Linked DNA regions of Homo sapiens: region 1 is linked to region 2. A link is a loop called in an ENCODE intact Hi-C map of the cell type or tissue named here. Cell type or tissue: mammary epithelial cell. All regions are shown on one strand. Each heading gives the region's core, and the rest is flanking DNA. Links, peaks and the distances in the headings are about the cores only.

Region 1 (2,908 bases), core at 262-2,761, 100 kb before region 2:
GATAATGAGAATTGACTATATAAAGGGGTGAGGGAGAGGGTTTTATGTAGAGCTCTATACCTATGATACCATATTGGAAAACGTCTACCATATTTGAAGTCGTATGGAGAAGTCTCCATTAAGAGATTATACCTTCAGACAGGTGGCTGCGCTGGGTTGGGAGGTGGATATGGGAGATGAGGGTGCTGACATGAACCAAGGTGGTATGGTCTGAATGTTTGTGTGAATCCTAACCCAAGGTGGGTTAGATTTCAACAGAACTCGAATAGGTCATGATGGAGGAGCCCCCATGATGGGGTTAGTACCCTTATAAAAGAGGCCCCAGAGAGGTGCCTCGCCCTCTCCATGACGTGAGGGTACACCTAGGACATGCCATCTGTGAACCAGAAAGTGGCCTTCCAACAGACACCAAATCTTCTGGTGGCGCCTTCTTTTGGACTTCTAGACTCCAGAACTGTGAGAAGTAAATTTCTGTTGTTTATAAGCCACCCAGGCTGTTGTATTGTTACAGGACCTCAAACAGACTGAGGCTCAAGGCACCAGGGAAACGTGCTGACCGATCGATCTTCAGTACGGTGGATTTATTAGAAAGGGTGCTGCAGTGATGAGCCCTTGTCCTCCAGGTCAGGACAGAGGCCCAGGGAATGCCCTTGCGTGGCCTCTGGTGTGGTTCCTGGTGCTGCCTCGGTCCTCCAGGTTTGACTGTGGATGAACTGCCCCTCTGTCCACACATACATAGAAAAGGACAGTGGGGCCGGGCATGGTGGCTCATGCCTGTAATCCCAGCACTTTGGGAGGCCGAGGCAGGCGGATCACCTGAGGTCAGGGGTTCGAGACCATCCTGGCCAATATAGTGAAGCCCCGTCTCTACTAAATATACAAAAATCAGCTAAGCATGGTGGCATGCACTTGTAGTCCCAGCTACTAGGGAGGCAGGAGAATCGCTTGAACCCGGGAGGCAGAGGTTGCAGTGAGCCGAGATCACGCCATTGCACTCCAGTCTGGCAACAGAGCAAGACTCCGTCTCAAAAAGAAAAGAAAAGGGCAACGGGCAGTGCCCTGGGGCAGGGGAACTGAGGCAAAAGGGTGGGGATTGCAACCCCTCTGCTCTCTCATTTCCCAGAGAAGAAGTGGTCTTGGATATCCAAGGAACGAATGAATTCTCAGGTGCCTGCTCCTCCCAGGCACTTCACACTGGATGTCTTTGAACTTGACGGCAGCCCTCTGAGATACCATTATCTCCATTCTGCTGATGAAGAGCAGGCACAGCGAGGTTACCTGCATTGTCAGAGGACACACAGCTAGTAAGGGGTGGAATTTAAATTCAAACCTGTGACAAGTCAAGATACAATTATCTTTAGTTGGTGGCTGACTGGAAAAACAGATGCAACAGCAGGAAGAAGGGGGGCTGAAGCTGGTGTATTGTCTGAGTGTCTAAAATCATGGTGCGTTTGAAGGGAATGAAGTTGAGTGAGCGATTGCAGGATTCGAGGGCGAGTTAGGGCAGAGCTTCTCAACCTGGGTGCTTTTGCACCTCATGACGTTTGGCAGTGTCTGGATTCATTTTTGGTTGCTGTCATAACAGGGTTGGAACACAGGGGAAGTGCTACTGGCATCTAGTGGGGAGAGGCTGCGGATGCTGTCAAGCCTCCATCGGTGCACAGGACCGGCATCCACAACAAAGAATTATCCAACCCCAAATGTCAATAATGCCAAGCCTGAGAATACCTGATTAAGGGGAAAGCAGGCTCTCGAAGTGGTTTGAGTTGGGAGCATGTTATGGGCTGAAAAGTTACAAACTATATCCAGAAACTTCTATAAAGGTATTTCCTTCTGATGTGCCATCATTCCTGGCTCAAAATTCACTTTTCTTTCTACATTTTCTATATTCAGTAAGATATGACCTGTCTGTGAGCCAGGCCTATTGGTACCTGTTCTGTGGTGAGCAGGCACCAGTAGGTGACAAGGCAGGCAAGAGAGAGTGTCCCTGGACCTAAGAAACCAGGCTGTGGACCCAAAGCCATCTGGAAAAGACTCACGGGATGTGGGACATCACTCAAGGCTCAAGGTCAGCCTGGGGTCCAACAGTAAGGATAAGAACCAGGACAGCAGGTTCCAGAAAGCCAGGTCCCTTCATAGGAGGTCAGCCTGACCTAAACGGACACCATTTTCATTATTGTTATTATTATTATTATTATTATTATTATTATTATTTCTCTAAGCCTTCTTAGCATTTGCAGTGTATCCTGGGGGAACTTGCAGTTTTCAGAGACAGACTCATGAATAAAAATGAGTTGTGTAAATTCCTGTATTGAGAGTATTTGCCAAGTGCTGCAGGGCTCCAGAGGAGGCAACGGGCACCTTGGCCTGGAGAAACAGAGGAGGGTGAAGGTTTCTGGGTGAGTCACTGCTGGAAACTAGAAGGTGAAGGGAGAGTCCAGGCAGAGGGAAGAGCGTGGTGGGAGGTAAAAGGTGCCAGCGGGCAGAGCCAGGCAGGGTAGGCGTGTGCTGTGGGCAGGGCAGGGAGGCGGGAGGTGGGGTGAGGGGAAGACCACAGGGAACTCCCCAGGGAGCAGAGAATTGGGTGCCTCCTGCAAGTGTCCACTGTGGCTTCTAGGGAAAATCTCTCCGAAAGAGGAAAGATGTGCTGTGCTGGCAGGAAGGCGGAGACATTCATTTCCAGTCCCTCTGTGATAGGGTAGGGGTGACCCTGTCTTCAAGAGGTGTGATGAAGCCAGTGTCCCCATTTAGCATCAAAATAGACAAGACAGTTCCTTCATTAAGAAAGCAAATCTTGCTGGCACTAGATACCCTTTACAGAGGGCCAGGCTCTGGGAGCCTCCCTGTCTGGGTTCCCATCCCAGCTTCTGGGGTTCCTCTGTGTGCAGTCTGGGGTAGTTAACTTAAT
Region 2 (2,908 bases), core at 157-2,656:
GACAGTGACAGCTCCCTGCTTGCAGAACACATAAATCCAGAGTTTAATAATCCATCCTTAGTTTTCACCAGGCTTCAAAATCAGCCGACTGTCATGTCAGCAAGCGGCCGTGTCCCCCTTAGTGATAAAATCAGGGTGAAATTTGCATTTGACTCACATCTTGACTGTTTTCCACCGTTCGTCAAACAAAACCCATGGTGTAGGGGCCCCGCTGGAGGTGAGGTTGGAAAGGGGTGAGAATGCATCGGTTGCGTGCAGCTGGTGCCAACCTGGCTAGCACCTCTGCAGTCTGCCCTTCCCAGTCAGAACCTCAGGACACCAACCCTGCCTCTAGATAGGAGGGATTTCTGCTGATGCAGCCTATGTTCTGCTGCATGTTCAGTACTTTCCCCGGATGCAGGACGTAGTTTTGATGTTAGGATTTCTGCTTTATCCTGGAACCCCAGCTCCCATCCCTATCTTGTGCCCTATGCATGATCACTGAGTCTCTACTCATTTGCTCCTGCATGGGGCCTGGGCATGAATCCACGGATAGACAGTGCCCCAGGGACCTGCCGCTAGCCCACCCACTCTGCCCCCAGAGCCTGATTCTCATTCTGCTGAGCCTCACTCTGGTGCTCACGGGCCTCCTTGGACACTGTACACCAGCACCGTACACCAGCCAGGGCAATCCCCACCAGTCAGCACACACTCGGAGGGAGGCCCTGAGCCAGGTCCCCACCTGCACTCAGAGCCCCATCTGCCTGTAGTCGCACAGCCTGGCATGGAGTCAGGAAGCCTGTGAGGGTTTAAAATAGGGGATGAGTGTGATTTAATATGTTTTGGGAAGATGAACCGAGTCAAGTACGGACTGTATGAGATTGGGGAGTGTATTAGTCCATTCTCATGCTGCTAATAAAGACACACCTACAACTGCATAATTTATAAAGAAAAGAGATTTAATTCACTCACAGTTCAGGATGGCTGGGAAAGCATCAGGAAACTTACAATCATGGCAGAAGAAGAAGCAATCACTTCCTTCTTCACATGGTGGCAGGAGAGAGAAGTGCTGAACAAAATGGAGAAAAGCCCCGTATAAACCCATCAGAACTCGTGAGAACTCCCTATCGTGAGAACAGCATGAGGGTAACCACCCCCATTATTCAGTTACCTCCCATGGGGTCCCTCCCACGACCCGTGGGAATTATGGGAGCTACAATTCAAGATGAGATTTGGGTGGGGACACAGCGAAACCATATCAGGGAGGTCCCTGATATGGGTCCTTCTATTACCCTGTGGTTGGGGTAATAGCAGGCCTCCCTTCCCTTCTTGGGCTTTTCGGAGATGGTCATTTTTTTGACAGACACGGCGTGAGGACCTTCACTGATTACCACAGACTCCCACAGAGTCATTTGCCCCGCCGTGTCCTCCTACAGGCGGGGGAGCCACCCTCAGAGGAGCTGGTGACCCTCCTACCTTGAACTGCACTGCTTCAGCCACACCAGTGAGGCAGGCATTCCCTGGCATGAGAAAGCGTCTGGCTCCCTCTGGTGACAAGAGGAAGCACCTGAGCCTTTGCCGCCATTTCCACTGGTGGTGGAGCACGAGGTGAGGATGGATAAACTAAGGTCCAGAGATCCCCCACACTGTAGGTGCGGGGTGGAGTCCCAAGTAGAGGCCCCATGCCACTAAAGCTCAGTTCTGTCTCCCTCAGGACCCTGGGCTTCCCAGAGCCAGCAGGGATATGGCTCTGAGCAGGTTCTTCAGCACTCTGCAGGCGCTGGTTCCTTTGGAATTAATTAGATTTCTCTAAAATTAGCTTAGAGTTAGAGGGATTTCCAAAGCCCTCAACCTTCTGCTGCCATTTCCCCTTTCTGAGTGGGAGGAAGTGCAGGATCCTGCAGGACCTGGGCTCCTACGCAGTTGTGTGGCCACAGGCTGGTAATGTAACTTTTCTGTGCCTCCATTTCTTCATTTATAAACTGATGGTGAAGACACCTGCCTCTCGGGGTTGTGAGGATTACATTCTATGCAGTGTCTAAAGGCCCTAGCACATGGCGGGTATTTAATTAAGAATGATTTTGTTGTTGCCATTATTCATGGCATCAACAGAGCTGGATCTCGAGGTAGCAGTGGGCTTTCCACTGTGGAGCAGCAGAAACCGAGTTAGTTCGCTATATCCCCATTGAGTGAACACCTGAGCATGCTAGTGAATGAGAGTGAGAAATAACTGGGAACTACACAAGTTGGCTTTTGGGAGCACCAGAGCTGGCTAGCACAGGGCCTGACTTGGGTCTTGCCCTTGAGGCCTGGGCTCATCCCCAAGGTTTTCCGAGCCTCAGGGACCTCCACAGCAGCACTCCATAGCAGGTGTCTCCCTGAGGCCACATAGCCTGAGCAGGACACACCTGAGCCCAGGAGCTGCTGTGCTTCTTGCTGTAGGCAGGTCATAGCCTGACCTCGGCGCACCTCCGCGGGCAGCTGCAGCCCAGCCATCTCCTACACAGCCACACCACTGACTCTTCTTGTTTGCAAGGGTCTCCGTCTACTGTCTGCCTCACATCTTGGGGCTCTCCCACACCTCTGCCTTTGCCCAGGCTGTTCCTGCTTTGCCCAGGCTGTTCCTGCCTTCTTCCTGTTCTTCCTCCCCTTTCTTTAGTCCTCTGCTTTGTTTTTATTTCAGCTTCCCACTTACTGTACATGTATCACTGGGCACGTTACTTCATCTCTCTGTGTCTCAGTTTCCTTACGTTAAAATGGGAGTGTATCTGCGCATAGGGTTGTGGCGACGATTAAATGAGGTAGTACATGGAATGTGCTAGAACTCAGCCCTCAGCTCACTAGGCATCAGCACCGTCATCCTCACTAGCAACAGACCTGCCTCAAAACCCAGCTCTGGCCCTACGCTATGAATGGGGATATTTCCCTC

The links. Hi-C counts contacts between places; a loop is a spot of excess contacts. Peaks named below come from ENCODE experiments on the same cell type or tissue, not always from the same donor. Only the 100,000 strongest peaks of a DNase experiment are listed, where the experiment ranks them.
Region 1: it touches region 2 in a loop (8-fold over the local background); 28 of 110 quality-filtered maps call a loop at or near these places.

Annotation. Positions count from the first base shown.
Region 1 is chr15:91,972,087-91,974,994 of GRCh38, forward strand. All of the region lies in intron 2 of SLCO3A1 (solute carrier organic anion transporter family member 3A1), which reads left to right. Among named protein-coding and RNA genes, the nearest start is that of SLCO3A1, 120 kb to the left of the region's middle. RefSeq lists enhancers at 2,002-2,502, 2,503-2,908. In mammary epithelial cell, for the core only: a CTCF peak has its summit at 1,614 (motif pointing left); DNase peaks (open chromatin) are centred at 1,555 and 2,435; H3K27ac peaks cover 1,354 bases.
Region 2 is chr15:92,076,019-92,078,926 of GRCh38, forward strand. The region is part of intron 2 of SLCO3A1 (solute carrier organic anion transporter family member 3A1); the gene reads left to right. Among named protein-coding and RNA genes, the nearest start is that of SLCO3A1, 220 kb to the left of the region's middle. In mammary epithelial cell, for the core only: a CTCF peak has its summit at 1,532 (motif pointing left); a DNase peak (open chromatin) is centred at 1,513.